Linked DNA regions of Homo sapiens: all the other regions are linked to region 1. A link is an interaction called in ENCODE POLR2A ChIA-PET data of the cell type or tissue named here. Cell type or tissue: CD4-positive, alpha-beta T cell. All regions are shown on one strand. Region 1 overlaps SLC44A2 (solute carrier family 44 member 2 (CTL2 blood group)). Region 2 overlaps AP1M2 (adaptor related protein complex 1 subunit mu 2). Region 3 overlaps AP1M2 (adaptor related protein complex 1 subunit mu 2).

The links. Peaks named below come from ENCODE experiments on the same cell type or tissue, not always from the same donor. Only the 100,000 strongest peaks of a DNase experiment are listed, where the experiment ranks them.
Region 2: POLR2A ChIA-PET joins it to region 1 with 36 read pairs; 30 of 35 experiments call an interaction of 5 or more read pairs at or near these places.
Region 3: POLR2A ChIA-PET joins it to region 1 with 10 read pairs; 30 of 35 experiments call an interaction of 5 or more read pairs at or near these places.

Annotation. Positions count from the first base shown.
Region 1 is chr19:10,642,223-10,647,222 of GRCh38, reverse strand. SLC44A2 (solute carrier family 44 member 2 (CTL2 blood group)) reads right to left here. Exons shown (of 22, transcript NM_020428.4): 21 at 4,772-4,856; 22 at 2,666-3,944. The coding sequence ends at 3,838. Among named protein-coding and RNA genes, the nearest start is that of ILF3-DT, 9.1 kb to the left of the region's middle. In CD4-positive, alpha-beta T cell, CTCF peaks have their summits at 2,032 and 2,234 (motif pointing right); DNase peaks (open chromatin) are centred at 2,282 and 3,562; H3K27ac peaks cover 845 bases.
Region 2 is chr19:10,578,703-10,583,702 of GRCh38, reverse strand. It overlaps AP1M2 (adaptor related protein complex 1 subunit mu 2), which reads left to right. Exons shown (of 12, transcript NM_005498.5): 3 at 30-97; 4 at 1,825-1,955; 5 at 2,069-2,216; 6 at 2,311-2,437; 7 at 3,845-3,987; 8 at 4,740-4,811. Among named protein-coding and RNA genes, the nearest start is that of AP1M2, 6.1 kb to the left of the region's middle. In CD4-positive, alpha-beta T cell, CTCF peaks have their summits at 2,317 and 2,518; DNase peaks (open chromatin) are centred at 2,002 and 2,522.
Region 3 is chr19:10,569,707-10,574,706 of GRCh38, reverse strand. AP1M2 (adaptor related protein complex 1 subunit mu 2) reads left to right here. Exons shown (of 12, transcript NM_005498.5): 11 at 215-290; 12 at 1,619-2,036. The coding sequence ends at 1,641. Among named protein-coding and RNA genes, the nearest start is that of CDKN2D, 3.2 kb to the right of the region's middle. In CD4-positive, alpha-beta T cell, CTCF peaks have their summits at 1,978 and 2,183 (motif pointing right); DNase peaks (open chromatin) are centred at 2,196 and 3,849.

The sequences.
Region 1 (5,000 bases):
GTCCAAGGCCGAAGGCCTGAGAACCAGGGATCACTGGTATAAGTCTTGGAGTGTCAAGACAGGAGGAGAAGAGTGTCCCAGTTCTGAGGAGGAAAATGCTTTCTCTCCTTTTTCTGTTCTGTCGGAGCCCCAGCAAGTTGGATGGCGCTCACCCAGAAATAATGCTTTATCAGACGTGTTGCTCTGTCGCTCAGGCTGGAGCACAGTAGTGTGATCTCAGCTCACTGCACCCTCCACCCCCTGAGCTAAAGTGACCTTCTCACTTCATCCTACTGAGTAGCTGGGACAACATGTGCATGACCACCACACCCTGCTAATTTTCATAGTTTTTGTTGAGACAAGCTTTCCACATGTTGCCCAGGCTGGTCTCGAATTCAAGCTCAAGCGATCTGCCCACCTCGGCCTCCCAAAGTGCTGATTGCAGGCGTGAGCCACGGAGCCCAGCCACTGTTTTTTTTTTTTTCTTTGTCTTATTTTTACCACATCACAGCTCAAATCTGAGTATTTTCTAATCCAGCCAAGTTCACACCTAAAATTAACTATCACAGCACAGTGTGGTTGGAGGCAGGGAATATACCCAGATAAAGGAACTTGGCAGAGAGTGAAGCCAACCCAGAAGTGGAGCCAAAGCATGAAGCCAGAAAACACTATGGTGGTTCCTCAAAAAATTAAACATAAACCAGGCACAGTGGCGAGTGCCTGTCATCCCAGCTACTTGGGAGGCTGAGGCGGGATGATCCCTTCAGTCCGGGAGCTCAAGGCCAGCCCAGGTAACATAGTGAGACCCAGTGGCTTAATAAATAAGAAAGAGATGGAGATGGCAAATTTTATGCTATATGTATCGTACCACAAATCTTTTTCTTTCTTTCTTTTTTTTTCTGAGACAGAGTTTTGCTCTGTTGCCCAGGCTGGAGTGCAATGGTGTCATCTTGGTTCACCACAACCTCTGCCTCCTGGGTTCAAGCGATTCTCCTGCCTCAGCCTCCCGAGTAGCTGGGATTACAGGCATGTGCCACCATGCCTGGCTAATTTTTGTATTTTTAGTAGCAGCAGGTTTTCACCATGTTGGCCAGGCTGGTCTCAAACTCCTGACCTCATGATTCACCCGCCTCAGCCTCCCAAAGTGCTGGGATTACAGGCATGAGCCACCGCACCCGGCCGCCAGGAGCTATTTTTTAGGTGGGCATGGTAACAGGAGCTGGGGCTGAATAAAATGCCAGATTCAAAGGATCCAGGGAAACAAAGGCATCGAGGAAGGGGTCAGTGCCAGCATAGGGTAGAACTTGAGGACTCTGGAGCCAAGACCTGGGTTCAAATGCCTTCTTGGAAACAAACAAACAAAAATGCTGGCCAGGCTTGGTGGCTCATGCCTGTAATCCCAGCACTTTGGGAGGCCGAGGCAGGTGGATCACATGAGGTCAGGAGTTTGAGACCAGGCTAGCCAACATGGTGAAACCCCGTCTCTACTAAAACTACAAAAATTAGCTGGATGTGGTGGTACGCGCCTGTAATCCCAGCTACTCAGGAGGCTGAGGCACGAGAATCACTTGAATCCAGGAGGTTTAGTGAGCTGAGACTGTGCCACTGCACTGTGGCACTATGCACTGTGGCCTGGGCCACAAAGGGAGACTCTGTCTCAAAAAACAAACAAACAAACAAAAAAAACCAGCATGGGCAATATGGTAAAAATCAATCTCTACAAAAAATACAAAAATTAGTCAGGTGTGGTGGTGTGTACCTGTAGTCCCAGCTACTCGGGAGGCTAAGATGGGAGGATCACCTGAGGCTGTGGTGAGCCATGATTGCACCACTGCACTTTAGCTTCAGCCAGAGTGAGATCCTGTCTCAAAAAAAAAAAAAAAAAAAAAAGGCTGGGCCAGGTGGCTCACGCCTGTAATCCCAGCACTTTGGGAGGCCGAGGCCAGCGGATCACCTGAAGTGAGGAATTTGAGACCAGCCTGCCCAACATGGCGAAACCTGGTCTCTACTAAAAACACAAAAAATTAGCCAGGCGTGGTGGCAGGCACCTGTAATCCCAACTACTCGGGAGGCTGAGGCAGAAGAATCGCTGGAACCCGGGAGGTGGAGGTTGCAGTGAGCCGAGATCGCACCACTGCCCTCCACCCTGGGTGACAGGGCAAGACTGTCTGAAAAAAAAAAAAAAAAAAAAAAGTGGATATTGAAGAAAAATTCCCTGAGAGGAGGTGGAAAGAATTGAAATGTTGGGGCGGATTGCCTGGAGGTGACTGACACTGGCAGCTGGCACGAGGGGGCAGCAGCGAGCTTCCAGGCAGTGGGGCCCACCCCAAGGGCAGTCAGTCCCTTCGCAGATCCAAAGTAGCTGGGGAGCATAGTGACTGCAGGACCTCAGGTGCCTGGGCCCTGAGAGAGGGGAGGCCTGGGGGCGTGTGTCCAGGATGGGTGATGGCGGAGGTGGACAGGCTGCCTCTGCCTTCTGGAGTCCAGGGATTAGAGCCTAATCGGGAAATCTGAGCTGCCTGAAGGTTGGAATTCAGGCAGAGCCAGCAGCCAGTGGGTTTCCTGCCCCCTCCTCGTTCCCTTTGAGAGAATCGCCCTAGTTCAGAGACTCCTAGGGCCTTGGAAGCTGGGGTTCCCCCTACCAGCCGCCACTGGCTCACTGCCCCCAACAAACACACCAGGCCTGGACCTGTACAATAGGCACTTTATTAGTGGTTGGAATGCAGTTACACGCAGGGGTGTGCAGACGCAATGGGGGCAGGGCTGGTGCAGGCACAGGAAACGGGAGACCCCCCCCTCTTTCCCCTGGGGCCAGGAGTTCTCCCTCTCCAGGATCCTGGGACAGTGCTGATGAGCAGAGACATGAAGTCTGAGGGGGACTTGGAATATGGCAAAGGGGCAACTGGGAAGCCAGTTCCCCTGAGTTTGACAAGTTTGGCAAAAGGATCAAGTGAGGTGTGTGGGCAGAGGGGCCCGGTTTGCCCAGGACATCTGCCCTCCACCTCTCCCCCTGACATCATCCCTTGGGTGGGTTTAGTTTCTTTCCTCTCTTACAAAGAGAGCTGTGTCAATAACTGGCAGAGGAAGTCGGGAAATTCAGCCTAACTCCCTCCAGCCCAGCAGGTTTCCATTAAACAGCTATTAGCCATCTCCTCTCCAGCCTGCTCTCCACTGCCAACCCCCGCAAAACTCTCCCTCCCTTTCCCTCCTTCCCAGCCAGGAGACACCCCCACCTGGGCACACACACTCCCACCCGTCACTCCCAGCTAGGAGGGAGCAAAAGGAAGGCACTCCTTGGCGGCCCCATCTCAGCTGTTGAGACAGACGGAAAGAAAGCTAATAGACCCTTTAATGCATGTCCAGGTTAAAAAATAATAATAATAAAGAAATGCTTCTGGTGGCCCTTGAGCCAACTGTTCAGGTGTGGAGAAGGGGTTCAGTCCTGGCCGGAGCAGGCAGGAATAAACGTGGGTGTTCACTGTGGCCAGCAGCTCCCTCAGACACAAACACCGTCCTTCCTGTGGTCTGGCCCGTTGTCGTGTAAGCGGGGGACAGGAAGCATGAGGGAGCTTGTGGAGGTCGGGCCACGTGCCATCCCAGACATCAAGAGGCCCCAATGGGTTTTTACTTGTTTCTCGCAGTCTGGAGGGGCAGCCATGAAAACTCCAAGCGCCCCTTGGCATAAGAAGGAGATGCCCCAGACTCTCCACGTCCAGAAACTGGTGGGATCTGGCTCATGGGGAGGGGCAGAGCGGCAGTGATAGGACTTCAGGTGAGCCCAAGGGGCTGGGGGAACAGACCCAGCTACTGAGCACCCTGCGGCATGAGACTCCTTGAGAGGTGGGGAGCACGGGGCCTTCAGGACTCCGCTGCCTTCTTGTTGGTCTTGTTCAAGAGTTTCTTGAGGGTGGAAGACATGAAGTAAGGCCTCTCGGCCGAGCCGTCATTCCTCTCCAGGTCCTCCACTGTGGAGAGAGGTCCCAGAGCAGGAGGCATGAGGGGAGCCCACGGGCAGGGGCCTCAAGGACAGGGTAGGTGGATGAGGGTCACAGAGAAGCCTCAGAGGGTTAGAAAGCAGACACACTGGGACCAGAGAGGGGCAGACTGTAGTGGGCTCCGAGGGACACACAGGATCCCCACACTCGCAGGCCAGGAACCCCCCCGCTTCATGCACCCCCAGTCTACATGGAGGAAACCTGGCCCCCACGCCAGTCTCCCTCACTCTCTACTCCTCGGCTTCTGCCCGCTTCCCCTCCTCCGCACTCCCCTTCAACAGGATGTCTCTCAGCTCGGGCGACATGAAGTAGGGTCGCTCCTGAGAGCCGTCATTCCTTTCCAGGTCCTCACCTGGGCTCCCCCCGGGAACCGGCAGGGGGAAAATGGGGTGGTCGGGAAGGGAGGGAAAGAGGGAGGCAGGGAAGAACAGGGAAGCCAGCAGGCATGGAGGAGAGGAAGAGAGAAGAAAAAAACAAACAAAAAAAACAGATGGAGAGACCAGAGTTAGTGGCAGCCACAGATCCCCTCCCCCCAGTCAAAGCCAGAAACTGCGAAGCGCGGGCGGGCTCCAGGGCAGCGTCCAGGCTGCAGCCTGGGCCAGTGGACAGGAGGTCGGAGCTGCTTCTAAGCGCAAAAGGAAACCAGGAAGACAGGCTGGGGACCCAGGACGAGGGACAGCCAAGCCCTGGGGAAGCTGGGGGCAGGCAAGCGTGTTGCCCCGTTGGAGGGTGATGTGATGCCCAGTGGAAAGAAGGGATTCGGGGCCCAGCAAGGTTTGGGGTGAGGGGTCACTCACAGAAGCAGAGGAACAGCGTGTCCACACACATGCCATAGACGCTGAAGAAACCGTGTGCAATCAAGTAGGAGCCAACGATCACCGTCTGGGCAAGGAGAAACGAGCTGTCCCTGCTCCGTGTCCTTCCCAGAGCAGCCCCCACCCCCTGAGTCCATCCTATGCTGGGACCACATCCTTCCCCTGCTGAGAAACCCTCTTTGGATTAGTGACATCCCAACCCCTCACCCCC
Region 2 (5,000 bases), 64 kb after region 1:
GCACCTTTTCCTTAACCTTGCTGCCCCAGTGGTGGCCACCACATCGAAGAATGCCAATGCCTCCCTGGTGTACTCCTTCCTGTATAAGACAATAGAGGTAGGTACTAGCCTCCCATTGGCTAACTGGTCTATCCGTCTATCCCTCTTGCCCGCCTCTTTCAAGATTCAAGATCCTTTTCTGATAGGAAGCCTTCCCAGATCTCCCTGGGTCTTCCCTTTTTTTTTTTTCTGGTAGAGATGGGGTCTTGCTATATTGCCCAGGCTGGTCTAGAACTTCTGGATTGAAGCAATCCTACTGCCTTGGCCTCCCAAAGCATGGGAGCCACCACGCTCACCCCTTCCCTGGGGCCTTGTTTGAGTCTCTGTGCATCCGCCATCAAAGCCCCATCACTCTGCATCTCATCAGCTGCTTATGAAGTCATCTCTCCCTAAAGGACAGGGACCAAGAATGTCTCAGAGAGCATACGGCTCAGCTAAGCCCAAGGACTTGGCATCCAATCCCAGCTTCCCTGCTTCCTCACTGTGTGACCTTGAGCAAGTGACTTCTTGTCTCTGTGCTTAAAAAAAAAAAGAAAAAGGCCAGGCACAGTGGCTCATGCCTGTAATCCCAGTACTTTGGGAGGCTAAGGTGGGCGGATTGCTTGAGGCCAGGAGTTCGAGACCAGGCTGGCCAACATGCAGAAACCCCTTCTCTACTAAAAATACAAAAATTAGCCGGGTATGGTGGCACCTGCCTGTAATCCCAGCTACGGGGAAGGTTGAGGCAGGAGAATCACCTGAACCTGGAAGGCAGAGGTTGTGGTGAGCCAAGATCTCGCCACTGCACTCCAGCCTGGGCAACACTGTGAGACTTAGTCTCAAAAAAAAAAAAAGAAGCCACCATACCTGCCCTTTTTTGCCTAATTTTTCAAGCATTCAGTACACTTTTTCTTTTTTCTTTTTTGTTTTTTCTTTTGAGACAGGGTCTCACTTTGTTGCCCAGGCTGGAGTGCAGTGGCACAATCTCAGCTCACTGCAACCTCTACCTCCTGGGTTCAAGTGATTCTCCTGCTTCAGCCTCCCTAGTAGCTGCAATTACAGGCAGGTGCCACCATGCCTGGCTAATTTTTGTATTTTTAGTATAGACGGGGTTTTGCCATGTTGGCCAGCTGGTCTCAAACTCCTGACCTCAAGTGAGCTGCCTCCCTTGGCCTCCCATTGTTGGGATTACAGGCATGAGCCACCATGCCCGGCCTTTTTTCTTTTTGAGACAGGGGCTTATTCTGTTACGCAGGCTGGAGTGCAGTAGCATCCTCATGGCTCACTGCAGCCTCGAACTCCTATTAAAATTTTTGTTGTTGTTGTTAGAGATAGGGGCTCATGGCCGGGCACCGGTGGCTCATGCCATAATCCCAGCACTTTGGGAAGCCAAAGTGGGCGGATTACGAGATCAAGAGATCGAGATCATCCTGGCCAACATTGTGAAACCCCGTCTCTACTAAAAATACAAATATTAGCTGGCCCTGGTAGTGCGTGCCTGTAGTCCCAGCTACTCAGAAGGCTGAGGCAGGAGAATCGCTTGAACCCCGGAGGCAGGAGTTGCAGTGAGCCGAGATAGTGCCACTGCACTCCAGCCTGGGTGACAGTGCGAGACTGTCTCGAAAAAAAAAAGAAAAAAGAAAAAACGAGATAGGGGTTCACTATATTGCCCAGGCTGGTCTTGAACTCATGACCTTAAGTGATCCTCGTGCCTTGGCCTCCCAAGGTGCTGGGGTTACAGGCATGAGCTACTATGCCCAACCCATAGCCACACTTTTGTGGGTCTCTCTCTCCTCCAACCCCCAGGTATTCTGCGAATACTTCAAGGAGCTGGAGGAGGAGAGCATCCGGGACAACTTTGTCATCGTCTACGAGTTGCTGGACGAGCTCATGGACTTTGGCTTCCCGCAGACCACCGACAGCAAGATCCTGCAGGAGTGAGTGGACCCCTGGAGGCAGCCATGGGCTGGACTGTGGGTGTAAGGAACTGGAGGAGGTCCACGGAGGTGTCCCTGGGTCCAGCTGCTTGTCCCTGCCGCCCTCCCTCCAGGTACATCACTCAGCAGAGCAACAAGCTGGAGACGGGCAAGTCACGGGTGCCACCCACTGTCACCAACGCTGTGTCCTGGCGCTCCGAGGGTATCAAGTATAAGAAGAACGAGGTCTTCATTGATGTCATAGAGTCTGTCAACCTGCTGGTGAGCCTGCACACCTCCCCGGCACCCCTTCCACGGCCTGGCTGCAGGAGACGGAGTTTGATGCCTGCTAACTATACCCAACGTCCTCCCTCAGGTCAATGCCAACGGCAGCGTCCTTCTGAGCGAAATCGTCGGTACCATCAAGCTCAAGGTGTTTCTGTCAGGAATGCCAGAGCTGCGGCTGGGCCTCAATGACCGCGTGCTCTTCGAGCTCACTGGCCGTAAGCATTTAGGGGACCTTTCTTCTGAGAAATGCACAGGGGAGTCGCAAACCCGCCCCACGTGGGGACTTAAGAGAATCGCAGCCCGTTTTGAAATAAGCGCTCGCTCACCATCTGCTGATCACGGCCAGTATTGCAGCCATTGGCTGACTGCAAAGGCTGTTTCATGATTGAGCGACTATTGGGTGCCAGGTGCAGTTTTAGGCTCTGAGGACACAGCAGTGAAGAAAAAGACAAACCCGCGTTCTTACAGAGATGACATCCTACTGGGAGGAGGAGACAGAATAGCATCTTATTTATTTATTTATTTTGGGATGGGGTCTCGCTCTGTCACCCAGGCTGGAGTGCAGTGGTGTGATCATAGCTCATTGCAGCCTTGACCTCCGAGGCTCAACTGATCCTCCCACCTCAGCCTCTCGAGTAGCTGGGACTACAGGCATGGACCACCTACTTTTTAAATTTTTTATAGAGACGGGGGTCTCGCTATGTTGCCCAGTCTGGTCTAAACTCCTGGCCTCAAGCAATCCTCCCAAAGTGCTAGGATTACAGGTGTGAACTACTGTGCCTGGCTCAGCATCTTATTTATTGACTGATTGATTGATTTAAGATGGAGTCTCGCTCCGTCACCCGGCTGGAGTGCAGTGGCATGATCTCAGCTCACTGCAACCTCCGCCTCCTGGGTTCAAGCTATTCTCCTGCCTCAGCCTCCTGAGTAGCTGGGACTATAGGCACCAGCCACCACGCCCAGCTAATTTTTTTTGTATTTTTAGTGGAGACGAGGTTTCACCATGTTGGCCAGGATGGTCTCGATCTCTTTACCTTGTGATCCGCCCATCTCAGCCTCCCATAGTTCGGGGATTACAGGCGTGAGCCACCACGCCAGGCCTCAGCATCATATTTAAAAGCCAGACACTGCCGGGTATACAGTGGCTCACGCCTGTAATCCCAGCACTTTGGGAGGCCGAGGAGGGAGGATCACCTGAGGTTGGGAATTTGAGACCAGCCTGACCAACATGGAGAAACCCCGTCTCTACTAAAAATACAAAATTAGCCGGGGGTGGTAGCACATTCCTGTAATCCTATCTACTCAGTAGGCTGAGGCAGGAGAATGGCTTGAACTCGGGAGGTGGAGGTTGCGGTGAGCCAAGACGTGCCATCGCACTCCAGTCTGGGCAACAAGAGTGAAACTCTGTCTCAAAAAAAAAAAAAAAAAAAAAAAAACCAAGCCAGATCCTGTACAGATACTAGGTTCAGATTCCAGCTCTACTGTGCCAGTTTTTGCTCATTCTCTCTGGGCCCCAGTTTCCCCATATGTGAAATAGGTGACAGTGGTCGGCAGGAAAGGTGGGGATAGGGATCCTTTCCTGGTTCCCAGGGTCACTCTCCACTCTCCACTCTGAGTTTCAGGCAGCAAGAACAAATCAGTAGAGCTGGAGGATGTAAAATTCCACCAGTGCGTGCGGCTCTCTCGCTTTGACAACGACCGCACCATCTCCTTCATCCCGCCTGATGGTGACTTTGAGCTCATGTCATACCGCCTCAGCACCCAGGTGAGGCAGGGTCCAGCCCCATCTGGGTGGAGTAGGTTGGGGTAGGCTGAAGAGCGACCCTGGGCCCAGCGCAGTGGCTCACGCCTGTAATCCCAACAATTTTGGAGGCTGAGTCGGGTGGATCACTTGAGGACAGGAGTTCGAGACCAGCCTGGCCAACAGGGTGAAGCCCTGTCTCTACTAAAAATACAAAAATTAGCTGGGCATGGTGGCACATGCTGTAATCCCAGGTACTGGGGAGGCTGAGGCAGGAGAATTGCTTTATTTGTTTTTTTTAATTTTTATTATTATTATTTTTTTGAGACGGAGTCTGGCTCTTTCACCCAGGCTGGAGTGCAGTAGCGCTATCTCGGCTCACTGCAAGCTCCGCCTCCCAGGTTCACGCCATTCTCCTGCCTCAGCGTCCCGAGTAGCTGGGACTATAGGCGCATGCCACCGTGTCCAGCTAATTTTTTGCATTTTTAGTAGAGACGGGGTTTCGCCGTGTTAGCCAGGATGGTCTCGATCTCCTGACCTCGTGATCCGCCCACCTTGGCCTCCCAAAGTGCTGGGATTACAGGCGTGAGCCACCGCTCCCGGCCGAGAATTGCTTTAGTCCAGGAGGTGCAGGTTGCAGTGAGCCAAGATCACGCCATGGCACTTCAGCCTGGGCGAAGAAGCGAGACTCTGTCTCAAAGAAAGAAAAAAAAAAAAAAAAAAAGAAGAGAGTCAACATGGAGTCTCCAAGAACTCTCCCCTTCTTCTTCCCACAGGTCAAGCCACTGATCTGGATTGAGTCTGTCATTGAGAAGTTCTCCCACAGCCGCGTGGAGATCATGGTCAAGGTGGGCCTTGGGGGAATGCTTATTAACAATGCATGATCTCGGGTGGGTGCGGTGGCTCACACCTGTAATCCCAGCACTTTGGGAGGCCGGGGTGGTTAGATCACTTAAGCCCAGGACTTTGAGACCAGCCTGGGCAACAGGGCGAAACCCTGTTTCTACAAAAAATACAAAAATTAGCCTGGTAAAGTG
Region 3 (5,000 bases), 73 kb after region 1:
CCCCACCGGCTTGTTCACTTCTGTCCCTTCTCCACCTCCAAAGCCATTCACCATTCCGTTGCCTGTGCCACCTCATCCCCCTAAGACCATGTGATATCCCCTCATCGATCCCAGCCTGTGCCACATAGCCGCTTGGCCTAAGCCGTCTCTTTCTCCCTGGCCCTGGCCTCCTCCCTCCTGCAATCCTGGACCACCTCTTTTCATTCCCTTCCAGGTCCGATACATGAAGATCATTGAGAAAAGTGGTTACCAGGCCCTGCCCTGGGTTCGCTACATCACCCAGAGTGGCGGTAAGGCAGCCCAGCTCCTGGGGACAATGGGGTGAGGGAAAGGCAGTGGGTAGGGACTCGAGGCTTTCACCACATTCTGGCTCAGAAAACCAACAAGGGTCAGGTGTGATGGTTCAGGTGTGTAATCCTAGCACTTTGGGAGGCCAAGGCGGGTGGATCTCTTGAGGCCGGGAGTTCGAGACCAACCTGGCCAACATGGTGAAACCCTGTTTCTACTAAAAATACAAAAATTAGCCGGGTGTGGTGGTGTATGCCTATAATCCAAGCTACTCAGGAAGCTGAGGCAGAATTGCTTGAACCCGGGAGGTGGAGGTTGCAGTGAGCTGAGATCGTGCCACTGCACTCCTGCCTGGTCGACAGAAACCCTGTCTCAAAAAATGAAAAAGAAAGCAAACTGCCCCTTCTTGTCATGGCACCCTGGGCCTTGGTTTGCACGTCTTTAAAATGGGGGCAGTTGGCTGGGTGTGGTGGCTCACATCTGTAATTCCAGCACTTTGGGAGGCTGAGGTGGGAGGACCGCTTGAGCTCAGGAGTTCCAGACCAGCCTTGGCAACACAGCAAAACCCCTTCACTACAAAAAATATAAAAATTAGCCAGGTGTGATGTGCACACCTGTAGTCCCAGCAACTCAGGAGGCTGAGGTGGGAGGATCGCCTGAGCCCAGGAGGTCGAGGCTGTAGTGAGCTGTGATTGCACCACTGCACTCCATCCTGGGCAAGAGTGAGACCCTGGCTCAAAAAAAAAAAAAAAAAAAAAGGAAAAAAAAGCAGGGACAGTTGTCAGCGTCAGTTCTAGGGTGGTCGCGAGTTTGGAGAAGGGGCTGAACATATAGCACCTCCATCTGCTGCCTGGAAACTGCCTTGTTTCTATGGTTACAGTACCTGTGTTTAGCCCCATTCTTAGCCTTGTTGATCATGAGTGCTGGGATAGGGGATGAATTGAGGGGCTGTGGGAGGCTGTCCCTCTTCCTTCACCCCTCCCCATTTCTTTTCTTTTTTGAGATGGAATCTCACTCTGTCGCCCAGGCTGGAGTGCAGTGGCGCAATCTCAGCTCACTGCAACCTCCACCTCCTGGGTTCAAGCAATTCTTCTGCCTCAGCCTCCCTAGTAGCTGGGATTACAGGTGTGCACCATCATACCCAGCTAATTTTTGTATTTTTAATAGACATGGGGTTTCACCATGTTGGCCAGGCTGGTCTCGAACCCCTGACCTCAAGTGATCCACCTGCCTCGACCTCCCAAAGTGCTGGGATTATAAGCGTGAGTCACCGTGCCCGGCCCCCCTCTCCCCATTTCTGAGATGGCCCCTCCTCATTCTTTCTCTGCAGATTACCAACTTCGTACCAGCTAGAAGGGAGAAGAGATGGGGGCTTGAACACGGGGCTTCCTTACAGCCCCGGATGCAGATTTTAGAGGGAGGGCAGGTGCGGGCTGTGTGTGTCTGTGTGAGGGCAGGTCCTGGACTTGGCAGTTTCTTGCTCCCAGCACCCGCCCCTTCCTCACCTCTTCCTTATTCCATAGGCTGGGAGAGAAACTCTCTCTGCTTCCCTCGCCCTTGGAGCTTTCCCCATCCCCCTGATTTTATATGAAGAAATAGAAGAGGGGCTTGAAGTCCTCCTCGCGAGTGCCTTCTTGCAATTACCTGCCTTAGCGGGTGTTGCGGGTCCCTCCTTCACAGCCGCTGAGCCCAGAGGTCCCGCTGGCCCCTCCTCTGAATTTTAGGATGTCATTAAAAAGATGAATCTAGCCGCTGCCTATGTGCTTGTTTGGGGACATTACTGAAGTGCTGCAATGGGAGTGGGTAACACGTGTCAGTCCATTCCTCAGTCCCGGGTCATGGCCCTGGTCCTCTGCTGTTGCCTTTGCTTCCCACCTCCACGGTCTGTTCCCCCAGTAGCCGCTAGAGGGCGCGTGTTAGCATCGCTTCTTTTTTCCTTTTTTCTTTTTTCTTTTTTTTTTTTTGAGACAGTCTCACTGTAGCCCAGGCTGGAGTGCAGTGTCGCGATCTCGGCTCACTGCAACCTCCGCCTCCCAGGTTCAGGCAATTCTCCTGCCTCAGCCTCCCGAGTAGCTGGGATTATAGTCGTAGTCGCCCACCATCACGCCTGGCTTTTTTTGTCTGTTTGTTTGTTTGTTTTGTTTGAGACGGAGTCTCAGTCTGTCGCCAAGGCTGGAGTAGTGCAGTGGTGCGATCTCGGCTCACTGCAGCCTCCGCCTCCCGGGTTCAAGCGATTCTTCTGCCTCAGCCTCCCGAGTAGCTGGGATTACAGGCGCCCATCACCACACCTAGCTAATTTTTGTATTTTTAGTAGAGACCGGTTTCACCATGTTGGCCAGGCTGGTCTCGAACTCCTGACCTCATGATCTGCCCGCCTCGGCTTCCCAAAGTGCTGGGATTACAGGCATGAGCCACTGCGCCTGGCTTAATTTTTGTTTTTGTTTTTGTTTTTTTGAGACGGAGTCTCGCTCTGTCGCCCAGGCTGGAGTGCAGTGGCGCGATTTCGGCTCACTGCAACCTCCACCTCCCAGGTTCAAGCGATTCTCCTGCCTCAGCCTGCTGAGTAGCTGGGATTACAGGCGTGCGCCACCATGCCCCACTAATTATTGTTATTTTTAGTAGAGACGGGGTTTCACCATGTTGGTCAGGCTGGTCTCAAACTCCTGACCTCATTATCCGCCCGCCTTGGCCTCCCAAAGTGCTAGGATTACCGGCGTGAGCCACCGCGCCTGGCTTAATTTTTTTTTTTTTTTGAGACAAGAGTCTTGCTCTGTCGCCCAGGCTGGAGTGCAGTGGCGTGATCTCGGCTCACTGCAAGCTCCGCCTCCCGGGTTCATACCATTCTCCTGCCTCAGCCTCCCAAGTAGCTGGGACTACAGGCGCCCGCCACCACGCCTGGCTAATTTTTTGTATTTTTAGTAGAGACGGTGTTTCACCGTATTAGCCAGGATGGTCTCAATCTCCTGACCTCGTGATCCGCCCGCCACGGCCTCCCAAAATGCTGGGATTACAGGCGTGAGCCACTGCGCCCGGCCTGTATTTTTTAATAGAGATGGGATTTCACCATGTTGGCTAGTCTGGTCTCGAACTCCCCACCTCAGGTGATCCACCCGCCTCAGCTTCCCAAAATGTTGGAATTACAGGTGTGAGCCACTTCGCTCGGCATTCCTATCTTATTAAAGCCATGGCCTGGTCGGGCGTGGGCGACAGAGCAAGACTCTGTCTCAAAAAAAAAAAAAAAAAAAAAAAAAGGCCGGGCACGGTGGCGGGCGCCTGTAGTCCCAGCTACTCGGGAGGCTGAGGCAGGAGAATGGCGTGAACCCGGGAGGCGGGGCTTGCAGTGAGCCGCGATAGCGCCACTGCACTCTGGCCTGGGCGAGTGAGACTCCGTCTCAAAAAAAAAATTAAAAAAAAATTAAAATAAATAAATAAATAAAAAAGCCATGGCTTGATTTGCACAATTGCCATCCTGATACCCCACCTACCTGCTCTCCCCTGCTCTGTACCACACCAGGCACGCTCTCACCTCTGGGCCTTAGCATCTGCTGTGCCTCCCAGCTGGTGTGCTTTTCCCCATATAACCACAAGTCTCCCTCCCTCACCTTTAGGTCTCAAATCAAATGTCACCTCTTCAGGGAGGCCCTCCCTGCCTTTGCGTTTCTTTTTCTTTTCTTTTCTTTTCTTTTTTTTTTTTTTTTGAGACAGAGTCTCACTCTGTTGCCCAGGCTGGAGTACAATGGCGCGATCTCGGCTCCTGCGACCTCCGCCTCCTGGGTTCAAGCGATTCTCCTGTCTCAGCCTCCTGAGTAGCTGGGATTACAGGTGCGTGCCACCAGGCGCAGCTAATTTTTTTTTTTTTTTTTTTTTTTTTGAGACGGAGTCTCGCTGTCGCCCAGGCTGGAGTGCAGTGGCGCAATCTCGGCTCACTGCAGGCTCCGCCCCCTGGGGTTCACGCCATTCTCCTGCCTCAGCCTCCCGAGTAGCTGGGACTACAGGCGCCCGCCACCTCGCCCGGCTAATTTTTTATATTTTTGGTAGAGACGGGGTTTCACCATGTTGGTCAGGCTGGTCTTGAACTCCTGACCTCGTGATCCGCCCACCTCAGCCTCCCAGAGTGCTGGGATTACAGGTGTGAGCCACCGCGCCCGGCTTTTTGCCTTTCCGTTTCAATGGCTCATCTGGTCAGTCCTCTACCACTCTAAAAAGATTTAACTATTGGCGGAGAGCAGGAGCTCACGCCTGTAATCCCAGCACTTTTGGAGGCCAAGGCAGAAGGATCCGTTGAGCCCAGGAATTCGGGACCAGCCTGGGCAACAAAGCAAGAACCCCAACATAAAAAAAAAAATCTGTATTTAAAAGCCAAACACAAATAACAAACAAAAAACACCAGCCTGGGCAACATAGTGAAACCTCATATCTACTAAAAACACAAATTAGCCGGGCGTGGTGGTGCGCCCTGTAGTCCCAGCTACTCGGGAGGCTGAGGCAGGAGGATCACTTGAGCCCGGGAAGTCGAGGCTGCAGTGAGCTGTGATCGCGCCACTGCACGCCGGCCCGGGTGACAGGAGTGAGACCCTGACTCAAAAATAAATACATATATAAATAAAAATTAACTATTGTCTCTGGCCCCAGACCATAGGTGTCCCTGCAGCAGGGGCCGACTGGCGTGCTCTCCACTCGGGCCCCTCTAGGAGGTGCTAAGTAAATATTTG